3 separate regions of the Homo sapiens genome follow, and regions 2 and 3 are each linked to region 1. A link is a contact called in ENCODE Hi-C or POLR2A ChIA-PET data. All regions are on one chromosome and are shown on one strand. Each heading gives the region's core, a stretch centred on a gene start or an enhancer-like site at or near the end of the contact. The rest is flanking DNA. Distances are from core to core; before and after follow the strand shown. Region 1 holds the start of PSMD11 (proteasome 26S subunit, non-ATPase 11). Region 2 holds the start of IFT20 (intraflagellar transport 20). Region 3 holds the start of TMEM97 (transmembrane protein 97).

Evidence for each region. Hi-C counts contacts between places; a loop is a spot of excess contacts on that map. ChIA-PET counts read pairs that join two places held with the same protein, here RNA polymerase II (POLR2A). Pooled maps may share reads with other maps.
Region 2: a map of CD4-positive, alpha-beta T cell shows a loop between it and region 1 (6-fold over the local background). The contact joins the promoter of IFT20 here to the promoter of PSMD11 in region 1. A Hi-C loop is called at or near these places in 2 of 168 maps with a recorded cell type or tissue (CD4-positive, alpha-beta T cell and CD8-positive, alpha-beta T cell) and 6 of 50 pooled maps. POLR2A ChIA-PET finds 5 or more read pairs at or near these places in 1 of 52 experiments (CD4-positive, alpha-beta T cell).
Region 3: a loop to region 1 is called in a pooled map, with 13 times the contacts of the local background. The contact joins the promoter of TMEM97 here to the promoter of PSMD11 in region 1. A Hi-C loop is called at or near these places in 4 of 50 pooled maps.

The regions. Positions count from the first base shown.
Region 1 is chr17:32,442,049-32,446,040 of GRCh38, reverse strand. It overlaps PSMD11 (proteasome 26S subunit, non-ATPase 11), which reads right to left and starts at 1,531. Exons shown (of 14, transcript NM_002815.4): 1 at 1,427-1,531. The coding sequence starts at 1,517. RefSeq lists enhancers at 1,442-1,521, 1,135-1,750 and a silencer at 1,642-1,811.
Region 2 is chr17:28,333,349-28,336,954 of GRCh38, reverse strand. IFT20 (intraflagellar transport 20) reads left to right here and starts at 1,483. Exons shown (of 5, transcript NM_001267776.2): 1 at 1,483-1,615. It overlaps TNFAIP1 (TNF alpha induced protein 1), which reads right to left and starts at 1,194. Exons shown (of 7, transcript NM_021137.5): 1 at 1,099-1,194. RefSeq lists silencers at 1,052-1,101, 1,595-1,786 and an enhancer at 1,142-1,671.
Region 3 is chr17:28,316,947-28,320,774 of GRCh38, reverse strand. TMEM97 (transmembrane protein 97) reads right to left here and starts at 1,575. Exons shown (of 3, transcript NM_014573.3): 1 at 1,410-1,575. The coding sequence starts at 1,535. RefSeq lists enhancers at 1,452-1,511, 1,992-2,251, 2,471-3,296.

The DNA of each region.
Region 1 (3,992 bases), core at 282-2,781:
AAAGAAAAAATATTAGACACTAGACACAGACTATTAAAATTCATGCTCCTCACATTAGTTCTAAATAATAGTGTGTACTCAGAATAAAATATCCATGTAACGGTGATTGAGATGACTCTGGTTCCGTAGAAGTAACTGACCTAAGATCAGAACTTTTAAAATGAAACACCTTTTACCAATATCATTCAAAGATACACCTTGACGCCCACTTCCTCTCCTTCTCTAGTATCCCCAATGATAAAGTATCAAGATCTTGTCATTGTCCTTTCTCCGTGCAGGTCTGGAATACCAAAATTCAACACACTAAGTCAAATGCCAACATCTTGCAAGTCCCACATACAGGTGCATTCTCATACTACTTGTTGAGCCAATTCAGATCTTCCCAAACTACACTACAAAGATGCCATTACATGTGCAGTGAAGAGCTAGTCCAAGCCCTAATTGAATCCTTTATGAGTGAACATTAACGTCTTCTTCTGTCGTAATAAATTTCTGTTCACACTTGAATCCCAACAGAAAGCTGCCGGAAGCGACTGGCTGGGATTCCCATTTCAGTTTTCCTGTTGTGTGTAGGTGTAAGACCATCGTTATTACAGCGTTAAGAAATTTTAATTTTTCCGGCAACATGCAGCCGACCCGTTCCAAAGAATTCCCTGAACTCCGCGGCTGACAACTAACTCCCTTAACTCACTTCCAACCCCTACAGGCAGTCTGGAAAGATTAGTCACCTCCTCTAGCCAGGCGGTCCCGCTCCAACACCTCACTCTTACACCCTACACAGAGCAGATGAGCGTCTCGGCCACCTCCACAAACCAAATGCCAATCTGAGGTGTGTGTCACCCCTGAATTTCCCACATTCTGAAAGAGACCCTCCTCTTAGTGGAGCTTTCTGCCGTGGGGCTGAGGAGTAGCAGCTCCCAGCGTCCCGTGGAAGGAAACTCCCAGAGAAGAGCAAGCGCTCGCGCTCCCACCCGGAGCAGGCTGTGCTGATTACAACGGCGGGAAATGCCTGTCCAGAGCTGGTTTCGCCAAGGCCTTTCAAGTAGAGACTCTAGGACCAGTCCGTGACAAGCACGCCGGCCGGCACTGCTCCGGGTCCCAGACCAGCTCGTGCGGGCCAGAGCCGGGGACATGGCTAGGGAGGGATCCCCGGGGGCCCGGCTCGGCCCACTCTCCCACCCTACGCTGAGCCCCCCGTGAGTCAGCAGCCGGCGAGGGGACCCGGGGATTGCCTCAAGCCCTCCCACAAGAGTGAGACCTGGGAGGCTCTGGGGAGCTCCGAGCGGCCTGCGCCCCCGGCCCGGCCCCCCTCACACAGTGAGTCAGCAGCATCAGAGCCGGCTAGCCGGGCCCCTCTCCGCTGCCGCCGACCGACATAAGCCGAGCTGGGCCGGCGGGGCCGGGGAGGCGGCGCGGCGACCTTTACCGATGGAGTGGAGGATGTCGATGGAGGCCTCCCGGTCGGTGCTGAGTAGAGACTGGGCTCTCTGGAACTCCACCACCGCCGCCGCCGCCATCTTACCGCTCTCACACCGTCCCCGGCCGCGGCCGCCGACGCCGGAAACACACACCCGGAAAGCCCGCCCTCGGGTCCCTCCGCCTGTAGCTCCCGTGGCTCCGTTCCCAGAGCACTCCGGGAGTTGTAGTCTCTCCGCCGGGCGCGGGCTGAGGGGTGGGGAGAGCGGGACCGCCTCGCAGGTGGGCTGCAAGCTCCCCAGCGCCTCCTAGCGGGCGGCCGGCGAGGAAAAGAGGCGGTGCCCCGCAGTGGGAGCTCTAGATCGGTCCCCGCCCACCCCAAAAGAGGCTTCTTGATTCCGGCCCCGCTCGCGCACCCCTGAGAGGGGTTCCTGAGTACTGGGCTAGGTATTGAGTCAAAGCTGCGTGGCTTTCTTTGCGGCTTCCACGATTTAACCATTCATTCGGGACGATAAGTGACCTTATAAAGTGCTCGCTATGTGGCAAAGAATAGCACCATTCGAATGCGTTCCAGTGTCTGACGCCTGTGCGCCGCACACACGCTTTCCAGGCTTGACTCCCGCAGAACGCTGGCCGGCAGGTGGGCAAACCCGCCAGGACCGGAGAAAACTGTCCTCACGCGCCCATTTAACCTTGGGACAGTGCTGGACGTGATGAAGTGAAACATCACCTTTGCTCCATTCACGCCACAAATACCTCTTGGGAATCCACAGAAGCCTCACCCAGCTCCCCAGCTCAAAGAAAAAAAAAAAAAAAGGAAGGAAGGAAGGGAGGGAGGGAGGGACGGAGGAAGGAAAAAATTGAATTATTCTTCCCAATATCTTCAGCCCCTTCAACTAAAGTCACAGATATCAGTGAAGACGTCGTGTGGACGGAAAAATGACATTCTATGAGACCACTTAGGGTTAAACTTAAGAAAGGTGCTAAAAGGATACAAAGACAATTCAGTATTAAGGAAGACCTTTCTCTAGGTGATGACGATCCAAAAATGGAATGTGCTGTCCCATAAAAGGAGGCAAAAAGGGGACTAACATTGCACACCCTCCTCTGTAAGTGGATTAGGCCATTTATATTCCTCTATCTCCTTTTATTCTCCCAACAATGTTCTGTAAAGCAGATATTTACTCCCCTTTAATATGTGAGGAAACAGGGGTTTGAGTTATTTGGTGAAGCTCAAATCGTGATTGGGAGAGATAAGAGCTGCCGGTTAGGGAATGCCTTCCTAATTCCTGGGTGTGTTCACGTGAAAAGTAGTTGACATCTCATCAGGTTGTTGTAAACAGGATTCATGACTTTGATGGAGAGTTGGATTAAATGGCTTCTAGCAAGGCGCGGTGGCTCATGCCTGTAATCCCAGCACTTTGGGAGGGCGAGGTGGGCATATCGCTTGAGCCCAGGAGTTTGAGACTAGCCTGGGCAACATAGACCCCCGACTCTACTAAAAATACAAAAATTATCCGGGCATGGTGGCGCACGCCTGTAGTCTCAGCTACTTGGGAGGCTGAGGTGGGAGGCTTTAGAAGAAATCATAGGAGAGGATAGAGTGCTGGCCTCACTACAAAGAGGGAGTACCATAAAACAGTGGACCCCAACATTTTTGGCACCAGGGACCAGTTTTGTGGAAGACAATTTTTCCACGGATGTGAGGAGGGGGGATGGTTTTGGGATGAAACCGTTCCACCTCAGATCATCAGGCATTAGATTCTCATAAGGAGCAGGCAACCTAAATCCCTGGCATGCTCAGTTCACAATAGGGTTTGCCTCCTATGAGAATATAATGCTGCAGCTGATCTGACAGGGGGCGGAGCTCAGGCAGTAATGCTGGCTCCCCAGCCGCTCACCTCCTGCTGTGAGGCCTGATTCCTAACAGGCCACTGACCAGTAGTGGTCCTTGGCCCAGGGTTGGGGACCCCCACTGTAAAAGACTAGGAGTGTCTGCCAGATCTTTCTCCCAAGCTAGTGAGTCTTGCTGACTGTGGAAACTTATGAGCCCATCCCTGTGTGATCATCATGGTGAAAGTTTTGAGATGAACTAGACATGTCTCTTGAGGAGTTTGGCATGTGTGCACATTCATGAAGATGGGCACCCACTTCTAGCCTGCAGAATTCTGAATTAGGGAAGCTGGCTGGCACACTCTACAATAGGACAGGGAGAAAAGGCAACAATAGGGTAGCTTCCACTCCCTGTGTTTGACATGGCAAGGTTCTTATGAGCCAAGAGGATGCTGAAAAGGTAGATCATCCGGGACCTTCTTAAAGGAACCTATTCAGTAGGACCGTATGCTAGTGTAAGGAGACCCAGAAATAAGTTGATGGAAGTGTGGACTTCAGGAGGCAGTCACTGATGGGAGTCTTGAGATCCACAGGTAGATCCTCCAAAGAACACAAGAATACATAAATGCTCCCAACGAGAAAGAACCAGCACCTGGGTCTCTGCCTCTGACGTCATCAGTCATGTAAGAGAAGAGACCTTGACCTCTTTTAATTCCTCCTACTTCTCTGCTTTCACCAAAACC
Region 2 (3,606 bases), core at 234-2,733, 4.1 Mb after region 1:
GTTCCCCTAATGGTGCTCAGCACAATGCCATGCACATTTTAAGTATTTAACATACGTCAGTTTGTTAGACTGAAATTGTCCCTGAAAAGATTTAGGTAAGTCCCTGGGAAGAATGTCCAAGGAAGTGGACAGCCAGCGTGGGTGCTGTGTGAAGCAGTGAATTCCTTTGGCGGCTTGTCTGGGAGACTCTTTCATTTGCCACAGGGGTTGGGTATGGGAGGTGAGCCCTCACCAGGAGGTTGCCAATGACTAAGAAACACTAGAATGGTATGAGATCACCTTCCCTTTTCCCGCCCACCTCAAAGGAATAAATCCACCTCTCTAACAGGTATTAGCAAGTTCCCTGTGTATTTTGTGTCTAGTCCTAGTTTTCCCAGGATCAGAGAAAGCACACATACATGTTCTGCCAATGCAAAGGAGCTCAAAGGATAGGCCTGCCAAGAGAGGTCGGCGGATCCAGAGCTAATCTCTTCCTTTCCTACAAAGCAATTGCTTTGAGCCCCTGGATGACGTCAATCACATTCCGCCCAGACCAATGGGTTCCAGGAATTCTGTGGCAGGTGACGCCCCAGAAAGTAATTCCAGTGAGAATGAAGTTTCCACTGATAGCCACAGTGCTCTTCCTTCCGCACTTTGTGTGTGGATATTTGGGGATGCCCGGGGCTAAGGGCGGATCCGTGGCTCACGCAACGAAGCTAATGGGAACCCAAGCACAACAAAGGGCAAACAGCCGCGGAGGTGGAAAGAGGAGGGGTCTAAAAGGAAGAAGGACCCAGAAATCCGTCAGACACGGAGGACGGCGGGAGGAAAGCTGAGGGCTAGAGTGGCGGATCTAGCAGAAACCCTAGGTGTAAAGGTTAAGCGTCACCCAAAAAGTCCTGGGAAATGTGGCCGGTGTGGGCTCTTCTCTAGCCCGGACCACTCCTCACTACCGAGAAACCCACACCGGTTCTCACGCCCACCCTCCGTGGGAGATCGGAGCTCTCCATCTCCCCTACGCCGCCCGCGCCTTTTCCCCCAGGACCCGGCCGGGCTCGCTCTACTCCAGCAGGGGCCGTCCATCCCTTCCCCGAGGGCATCGGCGGGCCCGGCTCTCACCGTCCCCGGGGGCGCCTCTCCTCTCAGCTGGGTGGCCAGCGGACTCCGAGCCGCCCCTAGCCTGCAGCCGCCTGCCCCTCAGCAGTCCCAAGCTGTGAGCTCACATCCTGCGCTCGTCGACTCCGCCCGGAGTGCTGCCCAGCCCAGCCGGCTGGGGAGCCTGAGACTACAAGTCCCTGCATGCATAGCGCTCTATCCGGGAAAGGGTGGAGGCGGAATCCCCCGAGGGTCTTCGCGGAGAGAGCAGAGCTACTTCTGGCCGCCTTGCCGGCGCTAAGGCTTCTGGGTCTTGTAGGCCGGGCCTCCCCTCGGGCCTCTGTTTCCCAGCAGGCTCTGTGGAATGGGGGCTGTAAGTGCTTCCGGAGTCAGGAAGGTAGTGACGTCATAGGTAAACAGGCTCTGTATCCGTGGCAGCGGCCGTGGCAGGCTGGCTGGGTACCGGCTGTCGCTGACCCAGGAGAAGCTGCCTGTCTACATCAGCCTGGGCTGCAGCGCGCTGCCGCCGCGGGGCCGGCAGGTAGGCTGACCTCGGGTCGGGGGACGCGGGCGGACCAGGGGCGAGAGGAGCCTGACAGGCCCGCGTCCTGAGGAAAGGCAGTACCGGGCGGGGAGAGACGTGGGAATTCCGCCCCACTCTCAGGGGGGCGCTTTCACACCCAGCTTAGGCCTGGAGTTTGATGCGTTGATGCTTGCCACGATCTTACGAGGAAACTGCGGCTCGGATAAGTTCGGGGAGTTTACATAGTAAAGAGTCGGCTCGCAGTGCCTCGCATGCATCTGGGAGAGCCGGGGCGCAGAAAGTATGCCACCGCCTCATGCTCAGGGAGCTTAGTCCCAGCTCTTGGGCCAGGTGTTGCTCAGATGCTCAGACACGCGTGTGATGGGAGTTGGTAGATAATCTGTGAACTCTTTCCCTGCACCTCTTCTTCCATCTTACCTATCTCTTTAAGCCAGCCCTTCCAATCAGATAGGTGGGCCAAGCCAGATTCATGGGAGTCATGCCTGACTTGTTTTTCTCTTATCCCCAAACCCCCACATTCAGTCAGTCCATTGCTAAGCCCCATCACCTCGACTTACAAAACATCTCAACTCGGAACACTTGTGTTCGGCTGCCAGCCTTGGTTACTGCAATAGTCTCCTGTTTCCACGGTCATTCATTCCACAAACATTTACTGAGTGCCAGTTATGTGTGGGCACCATGCTAGGTGCTAGGGTTAGAGTGATGAACAAGAAGGTACTTGGGGCTTTGCCCTCTCTTGTTCCCTCCAATCGGTTCTCTCAGGCTGAGCAAGAGTGATCTTTCTAAGTCTGATTTTGTTGGTCTGCTGAGAACCCGCTGGCTGTCCCATTACCCTTCTGATAAAATCCAAGCTCATGACTGCGTCTTTCAGAGCCTTCGGTGATCCAGCTGTTGTCTCCCTGTCTAGCCTCATTCTGTTCCCTTCTCTTGCTCAGTCTCTGTTCTCGGAATGCATCAAATTTCCTGTTGCCTCAGGATCTTCACATACGTGTTTCCTTCTGCCTGCAATGCCTTGCTTCCCCTTTCACTTGACATACTTTTGGACAGTCTTTAGGTCTGTTTAAGTGTCATTTTTTTCAGAAGGCCTCTGTTGGCCCTCCCCTCCAAGTCCGCCCCCCATGAACTGTGTCCTCCTGCAGCACTTCACACAGCACCATGTACTTTTCCTTATAGTAATATCACGATTTGTGATTATTTCTTTACCATCTGTCCAGAGGCATTGTTTTCACTAGTCTGTCCCCAGAGCAGGGACTGAGTGGATGTTTCTGAATAAATGCATGCTCTCAGGGAAGGGGGTGGAAGTTGAAGCAGATATTTGCTCCCTCATGTTACTTCAATCTTTCTGGAGCAGCTGGTCAGATTAATGACCTGTAGCTGCGAAAGACAGATTTTTTGGTTTTTTTTTTGAGACAGGGTCTCACTCTGTTGCCCAGGCTGGAGTGCAGTGGTGTGAACACGGCTCACTGCAGCCTCCACCTCCTGGGCTTAAGCGATCCTCCCAGCTTACCCTCCCAAGTAGCTGGGACTACAGGCACCTGTCACCAGGTCTGGCTATCTTAGAAATCTTTTGTAGAGACGGTATTTTGCCACATTGCCCAGGCTGGTTTCAGACTCCTGTGCCCAAGTGATCCTCCCACCTCAGTCTCCCAAAGTGCTGGGATTACAGGCATGAGCTACTGCACTGGCCAGATCTTTTTAAAAAGCCCTATTTTAAGGAAGCTACAGATGAACAAAATGCTTCAAAAGGATGATGCTAGCTCACTTACATCAGTGGATTCCAGTGAGGCCAAAGGCCAGAGTCGTCTACAGACAGCTCATAGACATGTATTAGTTGGCCCATGCAGTGTTGGATGTGGGTTTTCCCCCTTACTTAAAATTTTTGGATTACATACCAACATTGAGGTACTGGATTTCTGGTCATCTTAAAAACCAGAAGTTCTGGAAACAGTGAGACTTGATTATTTTCCAGCCATTGCTCCTCCTTGGCA
Region 3 (3,828 bases), core at 326-2,825, 4.1 Mb after region 1:
AAGAACCAGATTCTCCCCTGGAGCCCTCAGAAGGAGTGAGCCCTGCCTTGATTTGAGCACTGTAAGATTTCATTGTGAACTTCTGGCCTCCAGAACTGTAAACAAATAAATCTGTTAAATCACTACATTTGTGGTAACTACAACAGCAATATGAAAACTAACCCACCCTGTATATGTTTGAGCTTATAATTTAACTCAACTCTCTCAACAGTTGAGGAGGATATAGAGCCCTGACCTGCCCAAGTCACCTCCAGTTCTTGGAAGAACCAAGTCCCCAGACTGCAACTTGCTACACGCTACCTACGCTTTTCCCATGCAAAAGGAGGTCAGAGGTCTTCCAGTTGTGTTTGGTTCTAGAAGCAAACAAAAAAGAGTGACTTATGGGAGTGGTAGAACATTCTTGAGCCGTGGCCTTTTTGGGAGAGTTAGGCCCCTTGAAAAGTCGATGGAAGCTATATTCTCCTTGCAGGAAACAAAAGGCACACACACTTGCACCCATTTTTGGGAGTTCATGACCCTCAGGTAAAGAACCCCTCCTCGGCAGATAAAAAGCATTTAAGGAAAAACAGACGCAAAATAAAATCTTCGGGTAGACAAGTCAGTCCTGCCTACAGTTATAGATAAGATGGAGAAACAAAACTGAGGACAGGAATTCCATGGAAGAAGGTCACAGGGTCCAGATACGAGAAAAAAACCTCAACGAACCGGGAAACTAAAACTATAGCTTTGAAGAAAAAAACAAAGCATTAAAGCAGAGTTTGGGGTTGAAAGAATGCTCTCCAACAACCAGGAAATCGGGATTTTCACCTTTATTTTTACTCAGGAGATCATTGTTACTCGAACCCAATATTGAAGAGCCAATCTGAAAAGATGGCAATTTACTCCTGAGCTCTGGAAGTTGCTGGAACCTGATCTCGAAGCAGTGACGATCTGTGAACGCCCCAGCTGCACCAACCAAGGTGCTAAACCTTCAGACAGGTCTATTTCTACTCGGATTTTTTCTTTGGGATCAGACTGGTATTTTAAAGCCCTTCCAAACAAACAAACAAAAAACCAGAAGCTTAAAGCAAACCTAACATGTGACTTTGGACACCACTTCATCCAGACTACTTCCCTCAGACACTGACAACCGGCCAGAGGTGGAATCGCGGGAAACCTTAAACCCAGGGAAGAAGTGACTTTAAAGGAAACAAAGCGTTCGCCCCCGCCGCTTGGGAGAAGGGGCTGGGATAGAGACAAAGCCCGAGGAAAACACCGAACTAAAGTTGGGTTAGGAGCGGGGGAGGCATGGGCAGGACCCGAGAGAGGCAACTGGAACCCAGAGTGCGCGAGCGCGGAGGAGGTGAAGGCCCTGTGGACGCAGCGCCGGGAGAGCCTCAGCGGGCCGGGATAAGAGGGGCGCCCCTCACCTCGACTGGGTAGAGCTCGCGCGGCAGCACCGCCTGCAGGTCCATGAACAGGGTGATGGGGATGTGGCTGAGGAAGTAGAGGCCCAGCAGCCACTCCACGCAGCGCCTGGTTGCCGGAGCCCCCATAGTCTGTCGGTTGGGCCTGGACCCGCTGATGTGAGAAGAGGGGCCAAATCCGCGCGCCTTCCCAGACCCACGCGCCTCGGTCGCCGCCTTGCCCCCGCGAGGGCTAGGCAGACCGCTTCCATTGGCTGGCGAGAAGAGGAGGCTCGTGGACAGGGGGCGGCACTCCCCACAGGGCGCACCCATTGGTCCGTATAAGTATAGCGCGTGGAGAAGGCGTCTCGTAAGCCATTTCCATTGGCCGCCAGGAGCGCCGTGTGGGCGGGGCTTAGTCACGCCGTTCGGCGCGCGGCTACTCAGTGTAGATTGCGGTTGTGAGCGCGAGCCTAGCGTTTCGGTGCTGGCCGCGTGGTATCCTGGTGTCCCGGCAGCTGCCGGCGGCGCTCCCTTCCCTCGTGGCTCCGTTCGCCACTACAACAGCAGTATGAAAACTGCACTGGCCCTTGGGCCTTCTGCAGTAAGTCAGCATTAAAAAAATAAAGCTGACGCTGTGCACGGTGGGTCATGCCTGTAATGTCTGCACTTTGGGAGCCCGAGGCAGGAGGATGGCTTGAGCCCAGAAGACCAGCCTGGGTAACTTAGTAAGACATTATCTCTACAAAAAATAAAAAATTAGCCAGGTGTGGTGGTGTGCACCTGTAGTCCTAGCTAGTTCGTGTACTAGTGACCAGCGCCTGTGCTGGGCCGCGGTACCCCGGTGCAGTGCGGCCGTCACGGAGCAGGGGTCGCAGAGCGGGGCACGAGCGCCGCGGTGCAGGTTCCCGGCCCAGCCGGGGTTGCGGGTCTGGGGAGGCAGCTGGCCGCGGTGAACAAAGAAGCAGAGGGGAGGACTCGAGGGACGTAGGAGGCAGTAAAATGGACAGGAATCCTCACCGGCTGTGGAGCATGAGGGAAGGTCAAGGATTCGTTTACACGTTCAGCAAATACTGATGTTCATCTCCACGCTGGGCGCAGGCCTGTCTCGGGGCAGGATCGCCGAGGCTGCCATTTGCTAAGAGGGGACACAGGGCAAGGGAGTGCGAGGAAGGAATGCAGCTTGGACTACGTGGACCTTGAGTGGGCTGCAGCGTTGGGTGGAGGAGGCAGTTGGGTGAGCCTGTCTGGAGTCGTAAGCTTGTGAGGCATCCGCCTTTGATGGCGAGCAGAGGGCCTGGGAGAGATCCTGGGGGAGCTCCAGCCTCAGGTCATGGGAGGAGGGGACTGAGATAGGAGCGTACTAGCAGGGGGCTATGTCACAGGGAGGGGCAGCCTGTCAACACTGAGTGATGCCCGCCTGTGGCCCTGTGGGGAACAGTTGTGTCGTGGGGGCAGGAGCCAGGGAGTAAGAAAGTGGGGAAATGGAGGCAGGAAGTGTAGACAGCTGGTCACGAAGGGGAGAAGACATGGGGCAGTAGCTGGAGAGAGATGCACTCGAGAGTTTATTTTGCAGGTGAGAAAGACTTGAGCTAGTTTAGTTTTGACAGTGGGAGAGGTTACCCCTACTCGAGAAGAGCAGGAAATGCGGCTCAAAGCCCTGGAGGAGGCGGAGGGAATGGAAGGATTGGGGTGGGTTAGGTGGGTGCACTGCGCTCCGCCCAGCTTCCCCTTCCCTTGGGGCGCTGTGGGCTAGGACAGAGGGATTATGGCAGTGTTGAAGGCCCAGCTGAGGTGGGGGGCCGCTGACCCGGAGGCCCCAATCTCTTAGGCTGTGTGCTTTGCATTTCTCTAGTGCGGGGTCTACCCAGAAGAAGGCTGTTGGACCCCTACAGAGTTTGGGTTCAGAAAAGCGAAAGGTGGCTTTGAAGAGCTGAAGAAGAGTGATTGAGGTGCAGAAGGTTGCAGTTCAAGCTAGGTAGGGGGAGAGGGAGAGGTGAGGCCAAAGGGGGCTGTAAGACAGGGAGACAGTGGAGGCCTGCTGAGGAACACGTGCCAGCGTGATGGGAGTCACTGGGCCGGAAGGGTGGGAGCTTATGAGGAGGGCGTGCAATACCTGAATTCCTGGGGTCAGGAAGAGGTTCTGCCCGTGGGAGTGTGCGGCTGAAATGGAGTGGAGGGGAAGGTCTTTGGAGATGAGGTCAAGGGAAGGCCACCCAGGGTGGTGGTGGCGAAAATGCCACTGCACACGGGGGAGTAACCAGAAGGAAGGTGAGCATGGGATGAGAGTGGAGGGGAAACTGTGTGGACATGGCCTTGCGGAGGGAGGAGGCCGCTTATCCTGACCTTGAAGGGTGCGAGAAGGTGAATAGCCTGCGCTGGAGAGGGCTGTGGGGAAGCTGAGTCCTCAGCCAAGTGCCAGTTACTGGGGGAGGTAACAGTG